Regions from separate parts of the Homo sapiens genome. Here all the other regions are linked to region 1. Evidence: chromatin contacts called from ENCODE Hi-C or POLR2A ChIA-PET data. All regions are on one chromosome and are shown on one strand. Each heading gives the region's core, a stretch centred on a gene start or an enhancer-like site at or near the end of the contact. The rest is flanking DNA. Distances are from core to core; before and after follow the strand shown. Region 1 holds the start of KCNMB4 (potassium calcium-activated channel subfamily M regulatory beta subunit 4). Region 2 has its middle 160 kb from the start of MYRFL. Region 3 overlaps PTPRR (protein tyrosine phosphatase receptor type R).

Region 1 (2,837 bases), core at 200-2,699:
ACACAAAGGGTAACTAGGCTCCCTGTAGACTCTTTTGAGAATCTATTTCATGAAAACTAGGAGCCCTCTGTACTTCCCAAAATGGACCCGCAATATTCCACATTTGATTCCGGGTCGTTTGTCAAGCCACAAAAGCTTATCTTTGAACCCCAAGTTGAAAATGCCTATGTAGAGCGAAAAGGTGAGGAACTCTCTCACAACTTTCGAGAGTCCCCTCGACCTTTCAAGGAAGGTCATTCCATCTGAGTTCTAGATGAGACCAGCTGAAGCTCGGACCTTGACCGTGAGCTGGAGTAGGTGGATCCCCGCTAACCACTGGCTTTAAATGGAGGAAAAGTTAACTTTCTTGGCTCCTTGCACTTCTCCAAACCCAGTCCGGTAGGCGCAGGACCCGGACTGGGTCGAGGCCTCAAAATCTGAGACCAGGCAAGACAGGTTTTAAAGTAAGCCTCTGGGCACCACTGGTCGCCGCGCGTAAACCCACCTGAAAAGACCGGAGCCCTGGGGCTCCCTGATGTAGTCATTCCTGGTTTGAGCACAGCCTGCGCCACCTGGTCTCCTCCTAGCAATGCGAGCACACGCCGAACCCTCCCCGCGCGGAGTCTAACACCGACGCTGCCTCCAAACCTCCCTCGCGGGGAGCCCCTGGGTGCGCGGGGCGTTCTTACCTTGGGGTTGGTCAGGAGCTGGTGCTCGTCGCTGTGCAGCAGCGCCCTAGAGTTGGACTCAGAGTTGTTCACGTAGACCTGGACGCAGGGGTACTGCGAGGTGCCCCTGCAGTCGGCGCCACAGGTGAAGGTGCACTCGAACACCTCGCCGATCTGCTGCACCGACAGCACCGTGCAATTGGCCTCCGTGGCTTGCAGATCCTGCAGCGCGGGACTCAGCCAGCAGAAGCCGAAGATGAAGAGCGACACGACGCCGGAGATGATGAGAAACAAGCCGAGCCGGATGCTCTTGTCCTCGGCTTCCGTGTACTCGTAAGCCACCCGGAGCTTCGCCATCGCCCCCCACTCTCGGCGGCTGGCGTGCTCCCCCCGCCCCCTCCCGCCCCCGGCGCCGAGCCCGACTGCCTCGGGCGGGAGGAGCCGCCGCCGCCACCGCCGCCGCCGCGCGACAGCAGGGGAGTGGGCGGCGAGGGGGAGCGCGCGAGAACAAAGGGGCCGAGGCCAGCGACGCCCCCGGCGGCGGCGGCGGCAGCGCCCCCCAGCCCCCCAGCCGCCGCCTGGGCCCCGCGGTGCAGCAGCCGCTTCAGAGCCTCCTGCACCCTCGGGCGCGGGGAGCGCACGGACCGCTCCAGCTTCCAGCGCCCCCTGCCAGCCTCCGCCCCCGCACTCTCCCCGCCTCCCCCACCCCGCCTCCTCTCGTCGGGTGTCTCTCTGTCTCCATCGCCCGCTGGCCGCTACTCCGCTGACTCGCCCGGCAGCTGCCCCAAGGCTAGGAGTGTCTGAGCTGGGGCGAGCCCGGGGGCTCCCCCGTGCAGGAGGAGGCTCCGCCCCGCCCCGTCCGCAGCAGACCCGGGCCCTTCCGCCCCGCCCCGCTCCGCCCCGCCCCGCCCGGGGGCGTCTCCTTTGGGCGAGGGGCTGACGGGCACAAGCGACAGCGGCGACTTGCAATCGGAATCTTCGCTCACTCCCCTTAGAGGGACGTCCGAGATGAAAGATTAAGATCAATTTAGCTTAACCGGAGGGAAGTTAAAATAATAATAATAATAAGAGGGGAGGGTGGAGTTCAAGTGGAGCGGCGGGAATCTTGAACTCCAAACGAGTACTGGTCACCTGCAGGGAGAGCGGCCAGGCTCCGGGCGCACCCCGGGAAGCGGGCACGGGTGGCGGTGTGGGAGGACACGAGCCGCCCAGGCCGGGCGGATCGAGGTGAAAGCCCCAGGCTAGCGGTGTGCGCTGGGAGGTCCCCGGGGACGACTGAATCGCAGGTTCCCATGCCACGGGCGGGCTGGCGCGCGGTGGTGCCGGAGGCGTGACCCAGCCGCGCCCACGCCGCCAGCGGCTGCGCCCAAGGGAGCGCAGTAACCGTCCAGTCCCAGGACTTGGGCCTCCTAACCGTCTTGGCGCAGACCCGCGCCCCCTGACCCTGCTGAGGCCGGGAGGGCTGCAGGATTGGAGTTAAACAAGCTGAGTCAGGTGGAGTTTGCTGTGGAGGCAATGTGCGTGGGGGCAGGAGGCTGGACGAAGGAAACTTGCTGCTTAGGTCGTCGGTGACCCTTGTGGCAACTTAGGTCTCTGGCAGCCGAGTTGACCCCAACTTGATTTGCCCCCATGGCTGGGGCTGACTGAGACCAAAGGAAAAAGGTGGAGAGCTTTGCAGCCTGGAAAGAAATACCACTTTACCCATCAGAAAAGTACTCTTGCTTTGGGGCTCGCAAGAACAGAATCATTTCTGTCGTTTCCCTCCTTAGGAGTCTTGCCACCCCTGACCCGCCCCAGGATTTGTAGATGAGGTTTCCAGGAGCGCTGCTTAAAGCGACAGCGCCGGGCAGACCCACTTTGGGACAGGTACTGTTTCTAGACCTGTGTTCTGCTCTTAATTCTTGCCGTTGCTCCCTCCTCCCCCAATTACGCTAACAATGCTTCAGCCTCTATTGTTTTCGCGACCTTTTTAAAGTTAGAATGACCTTTTCCCAAACTACACTTTTATCATAAAATCAAACTTGAGAACTATTTATATGTACATTTCGAAGAATAAAATCAGAATATTAACTTCCTTGCAAACTACATAAACTTTTTTTGTTTGCTTGTAAGTCTCAAATGAATAAACTCTTAATTATGTTCCTGATGAATACGGAAACATGGAATCATGGAATTCTTGACTTCTCTTTC
Region 2 (2,837 bases), core at 192-2,691, 380 kb after region 1:
GAAACTCCATAAAGGCCTTCAAGTGTGGATAGAATTGTTAGTGAGAGAAGAAGTCATCTAAGTGTTCCTCTGTACACACACATACACACACACACACACGAGGAGACAGCGAGAAGGAGAAAGAGCCCATAGACTTTTCTGTCAGATATGGAGGGCGGGTCGTAATTATTGTAACTGATCCTAAACAGACACAACAGAATACATCCAGGTTACTACTGAGCACTCTGAACCTTGTGACAAATAGAGGATTTCATAAGCTTTGTCCAAGTTTGAGGTAATTTAAATGAAAAGATACTTGAGTCACTCCTCACTTTCCCTTGAAGAAACAGGAAAACTCCACTATGGTGTCTGACAGTTGCTACCTATTTAATCTGAAATTGGACAGAATCTAGGTTGCTGAATTATGGGTAGTCACTGGAATGTTATTTTAAACAAAATAAACCCCGGGAATAAAGAAGCTCAAGAATTCTGGGGAGAGGATAAATCACTTGAAATATACATACGGGAGCTTGAAACATTTTTTTTTTCTTCTTCTCTCTTTGTGCAATTTATTTCCCACGGAAGATTTCATTCAGATAGAGTAATCTGCTTCCTGAGAGAGTCCAGGAAGTTTCTTGAGGATCTGGTCGAAGGTAGAGTGATTAAGTAACTCAGCCCAGATGAAGAGCCAAAAGTTTTCTATCTGCTTTTCCCAGGCTTCCCTCCCTGTCTCTCCCCTCCCCGCAGCTCTCTGAATTTTTAACCCTAGGATTCTCTTGTAGCACATGGATTTTCAGGGAGTATACTAACCAGAAATGGAAAGGATTTATTTTACCAGAGAGTCTAAATATCTTGGGCTTTCAGCCAGGCACAGAAAGTCTGACTGTGGAAACATGCAGACCCAGGGACAAAAAAGAAATCCTCAGACACAATATGGAGTGATTCCTGACCAGATTTACGGAGATGTCATCCGTGCTATCAGAAAAGGACTATAGGTTTGAATCTCTAAAGAAGACTCATGCTAAAGAGAAGTTGCCAAGGACATACACACGGAATGAAAGAAAAGAAAATGGAGGAAAATAATGGAGATGATTTAGATTGAGCATAGTTTATATTAATGAGACACTAGAAAGCGCTGAGAGAATTGCATGGGGAGTTATGAAAATAAATCTAAAATAAGATAAAATAAATATGAAAGACAGTACAGAATCTAAGGAATTTGCATTTTATTATGAATAAAGGTATATTTCCAGCTAGCGACCATTTTATAGAACAACTTATAAAATGAATCATTTCCATCTCTGCTTGGGACACTCCCTTTTCTCCTGAATTGCAGCTCCACCAACAATGAAAGGTGTGTGTGAATGTGTGTGTGTGTGTGTGTGTGCTGACTTACTATCTAGATAAGTGTGTGCTACGTGTCATACTGATTTTCTGGTAATTCAACACTAATTCCTGGCAAAGCATCCTGGGAAATTCCAGACCTATGAATGCCTCTCTGGAAGGTCACAATCAAGATCTGTTGAAATCCAACTGTATTTCAAACACTTCCTGGATTCTTTATAAAATCAAGAAACAGCTTCTCCATTGCTTTTCCTAATCTTTGAGCAAGTACGTTTCATTAAAGTGCTAGTACTTTAAGAATTTGACCTAATCTGCAAAATACTTCAGTAGGAAATGTGGCAAGTGCCACTGCTACAATTCTCCAGAGGTTAAAAAGAATGCACTCAATCAATTAGTGGTGAAAGTGAACATAAATCCTGAATTTCATGACCCATAGTTTAGTGAGGAGTCCATCACATGTCATCATTTACTTGCCTCTGGAAATCAGAAATAAACTGATTTTGCTTCAGTTAACTTTGCAAAATGTTTACTTTGCTTAACTTTCAAAACTGTTTTCTTTAACAAAAATGACAGGGCACTATACTTGCATTTTTTTTTTCACACAGCACCAAATTATTCCGGCAATTCAGCAAAGGAAAAAGAGATAATCTAATTCAGCTGGCATTACATAAGTAAAAACAAGCTAAATTTCAGTTAGCTTCAATAAGTGCTTCTTTCACCTGAGTACTCTCCTTTGCCCCATGCCTCCAACTGTGTGTGTTTTCTTTTTGTTCATTTAGGCTACAGTTAATGAATATTAATAATAGTACTAATACTATTGCTAAAGGGTAATAATAGTATGAGCATGCACCCATTCAGACTCTTTGCTTATAGAAATTGGTGTTATTCATGAACACAGGGAGGGGAACATCGCACACCGGGGCCTGTCGGGGTTGGGGGCTTAGGGAGGGATAGCATTAGGAGAAATACCTAATGTAGATGACAGGTTGACGGGTGCAGCAAACTACCATGGTACCTGTATACCTATGTAACAAACCTGCACATTCTGCACGTGTATCCCAGAACATAAAGTATAATTTAAAATTTTTTTTTCTCATTTCCATGCCAATAACTTTATTTATTTATTTATTTTTTATACTTTAAGTTTTAGGGTACATGTGCACATTGTGCAGGTTAGTTACATATGTATACATGTGCCATGCTGGTGCGCTGCACCCACTAACTCGTCATCTAGCCTTAGGTATATCTCCCAATGCTATCCCTCCCCACTCCCCCCACCCCACCACAGTCCCCAGAGTGTGATATTCCCCTCCACGTGTCCATGTGATCTCATTGTTCAATTCCCACCCATGAGTGAGAATATGCGGTGTTTGGTTTTTTGTTCTTGCGATAGTTTACTGAGAATGATGATTTCCAATTTCATCCATGTCCCTACAAAGGACATGAACTCATCATTTTTTATGGCTGCATAGTATTCCATGGTGTATATGTGCCACATTTTCTTAATCCAGTCT
Region 3 (2,837 bases), core at 152-2,651, 360 kb before region 1:
CTTTGGAAAAATGAGAAAATATTGAGTCCTGGGCAAAATTTATGACCTCTAACATAAATTTGAATTGTGTCCTTTTTAATGATTTCAGATTGCCAGAAGTGGCAAAATTAGAAAAATTAAGTTTACATACAAAATAGCTTAAAAGGGGAAAAAAAAAAGCCCTCAAAAAGTTCTCTTGGAACTTTTCTGCTTAGGGTTGCAAGCTGAAATTTTGGTGATGTGCCTTGATTTAATTTCCAAGTCTCTTATCTGTAGTTTATTCTTGTTACTGCAGTTGCTACTGGTTTTTAACTTGTACACAGGAAACCAGTGCCAATCAATTTTGTTCCCAAGGTGACAGGAAACCCTGGTTGGTCAGATGTTGATTGTGCTTGCTGTTCATGCTCCACCCATCATATTTTCTTCCCTTTTGGCTGAACTTAAGACAAATTAATCAGTGGTCGACATCTGGCAGACAGTTTTGGTGTCTTCTCAGTGATTTGTTGACCCGCACATCTAAACAGTAAAAACTCAGTGCGTAAAACTTGTAGGCACTAAATATAAATGCTGCCAAGAATCTTTTTCAGGGACTTGGGTGGAAGGCCCATCTTTTGGCTTTTTACTTGAAAATGTGAATTTTCTTGAGTAATGAAACATCTGTTCAATAAATATCTCACCTTCTTTATGACGGCGGGTGGCTTACCTCACTCTATTGTAAATTCCAGATATGAACTGTGAAACAGGGGGCAAGGAAGGGCTCAGAGAATGTTAAGCTTTTTAACAGGCCTCTGCTGCTTGTAATTAATCTTTAGCCACCTGCATATTTTCTTCATAATGAGTCTTATCCCAAATAAACATATCCCTCGTCACTGAACACTCTGAGAGAAAATGTTGGTACCCAGATTCTGGCAAATAAGATAACTCATAAATAAAAGCTAAGCACAAAGTCAAGCCGGATGACCTCCGCGTCCCTCCAAGTCAAGCTTCTTTGGAGTCTCCTCTTTCAAACTCATGGTTTATGACTCTTAAAAAAGAAAAATTACAAACTGTTTACTAGCCTTGCGAACTCTTTTCAGAAATCATTTGTTTTAACGAGAGTGGTACTAAAATATAGGTCTAATTTTATCAGGTCTAGTGACAGGAGAGATCATGAGAAACATACAAGAAATGTTATCTCTATATAGGAAGATGAAGGAAGGTAACAATGCAGGAAGGTGGGATTTAGATAAACCTAAAAAGGGCAGGTATGTTGGACCGGATAGGCTTTTCCTGTTCCTAAAATGTCTTGTGCTCTTACACAGGAAAAGCATTCTTATTCACCCGAGGCATTTGCAAGTCCTAGGCACAAGACCTAAAAGGACCCTGGGTTCTGGTAGTAAGAAAGCAGGAAAGGAGTGGGTGGGAAAGGAAGCGTCCACGGGGGGCGCATAGCCGGGACAGATTTTTCAAAGGGTAAAAAAGCCTTTAGCCATTTTTCATCTATGCCTCCCTCATTTTGAAAACAAACTCTGCTAGTTTGTTCTTATTTCTTAATACAATACTTCCCATGCCAAAATTTGGATACATTTTAAATTGGGGTCAATTTGGGCTGTAGAGTCTCTAATGAATTGGTCAGCATGTTCATGCTCTTTGAGAGTCTGCTGCCCTCACTGACCTGCCAGTTCCAATAATCATCCAACTATCCTCCCAACGATTCCTTTCCTGGATATATTAGCAGGGCGAATTTCAATCCACTTTGTTTATTTGTTCACTACGGTATCTTCCATAGAAAAGCTAGGCCTGTGAAATAAAGATTAAACGGGCTAGAAAAGTTTGCGGTGTTATGAATCCTATACTGTGCAGAATTCATAATTCCAGTTTTGCCTAGTAGAAAAAAGCCCAAGATCATAAATATTTCTAAGCAGTCAGGGAAACTGCATTTGCCAAGGCCCTATAAGAAAGCTGATGGTGAACCCAAACAGAATCCTGCCAAATACCTAAAATGTGTTGAAATATATTTTATAATTCCTCCCCCACAATAGTCCACCTTTTGATTTGTGTGATAATCTATTTGGACAGGAGCTATCCACCGTGTGCCTGCTCTTCTTTCCACCTGCTGTTCCATCAGCCGAGGAAAGGGTTGTGCCCAAGGGAGGTGGCTGTCCATTGTTATTCACAATAGCGGTGCCCCTCATGAAATGCTCTGCCAGGATAGATAAATTACCTATTCTTAGACAGAAGTTTTATATATGTGCAATGTTGACTGACTCAGACTCTAATCAAAACTGTTCTCTTGGTTCTCCTCAGTATATTTCTAACTCCTCGGTATATTTCTAACCTATTTCTAACTGGAGAACTTTAGGATATTTGGCAGTACCATGTGTAAGTAAGAGCTTTTGCAGGACTTCCAAGCAAGAGAAGTAACAATGGGTATATGCCTGCAACACATTTCTTTTAGGGGAATATGGCACGAGTGTTTTTGTGGATTATCTGGTTTATATAAGATATGCATTTTAAATAACTAAACCTGTGTTGACATGCTTATACTAGAAAGCAGTGCTGTTAAGGAGCACCTCTATATAGGCAAACCCTATTCAGTGAAGAACCAAATCTGAGCTTTAATCTGAAACCAAATAGAAAAAGTTATTGGAGTCGAAGATGAGGGAGTGGGGTGAAATAAGATTATGTATCAAGCATATTCAAATATAGGATAATATCCTAGGGCCTAGTGGTAGTACCAATAAGAAAAATGTACCTGAGCCAGGTGTGGTGGCTCACGCCTGTAAGTCCTAGCAATTTGGGAGGCCAAGCCTGGGGGATCACTTGAGACCAGTTCAAGACCAGCCTGGGCAACATGGAGAAACCCTGTCTCTACTAAA

The links. A loop is a pair of places that touch in the nucleus more often than their neighbours do. ChIA-PET counts read pairs that join two places held with the same protein, here RNA polymerase II (POLR2A). Pooled maps may share reads with other maps.
Region 2: a loop to region 1 is called in a map of IMR-90, with 3 times the contacts of the local background. The contact joins the enhancer-like site here to the promoter of KCNMB4 in region 1. A Hi-C loop is called at or near these places in 5 of 168 maps with a recorded cell type or tissue (Calu3, HepG2, IMR-90 and 2 more) and 6 of 50 pooled maps. POLR2A ChIA-PET finds 5 or more read pairs at or near these places in 1 of 52 experiments (naive thymus-derived CD4-positive, alpha-beta T cell).
Region 3: a map of heart right ventricle shows a loop between it and region 1 (4-fold over the local background). The contact joins the enhancer-like site here to the promoter of KCNMB4 in region 1. A Hi-C loop is called at or near these places in 6 of 168 maps with a recorded cell type or tissue (Calu3, PC-3, chondrocyte and 3 more) and 14 of 50 pooled maps.

What each region holds. Positions count from the first base shown.
Region 1 is chr12:70,364,902-70,367,738 of GRCh38, reverse strand. It overlaps KCNMB4 (potassium calcium-activated channel subfamily M regulatory beta subunit 4), which reads right to left and starts at 1,449. Exons shown (of 3, transcript NM_014505.6): 1 at 669-1,449. The coding sequence starts at 1,004. RefSeq lists a silencer at 1,394-1,633.
Region 2 is chr12:69,986,540-69,989,376 of GRCh38, reverse strand. No RefSeq gene overlaps it. Among named protein-coding and RNA genes, the nearest start is that of MYRFL, 160 kb to the right of the region's middle. Within about 2 kb of position 1,441, at least 12 of the 41 ENCODE cell types and tissues checked have a DNase peak (open chromatin) inside an H3K27ac peak, as active enhancers do; they include IMR-90, where a contact is called at or near this core.
Region 3 is chr12:70,720,661-70,723,497 of GRCh38, reverse strand. The region is part of intron 6 of PTPRR (protein tyrosine phosphatase receptor type R); the gene reads left to right. All of the region lies in intron 1 of LOC124902960 (a long non-coding RNA gene), which reads right to left. Among named protein-coding and RNA genes, the nearest start is that of PTPRB, 85 kb to the right of the region's middle. Within about 2 kb of position 1,401, at least 3 of the 41 ENCODE cell types and tissues checked have a DNase peak (open chromatin) inside an H3K27ac peak, as active enhancers do; they include endothelial cell of umbilical vein and heart right ventricle, where a contact is called at or near this core.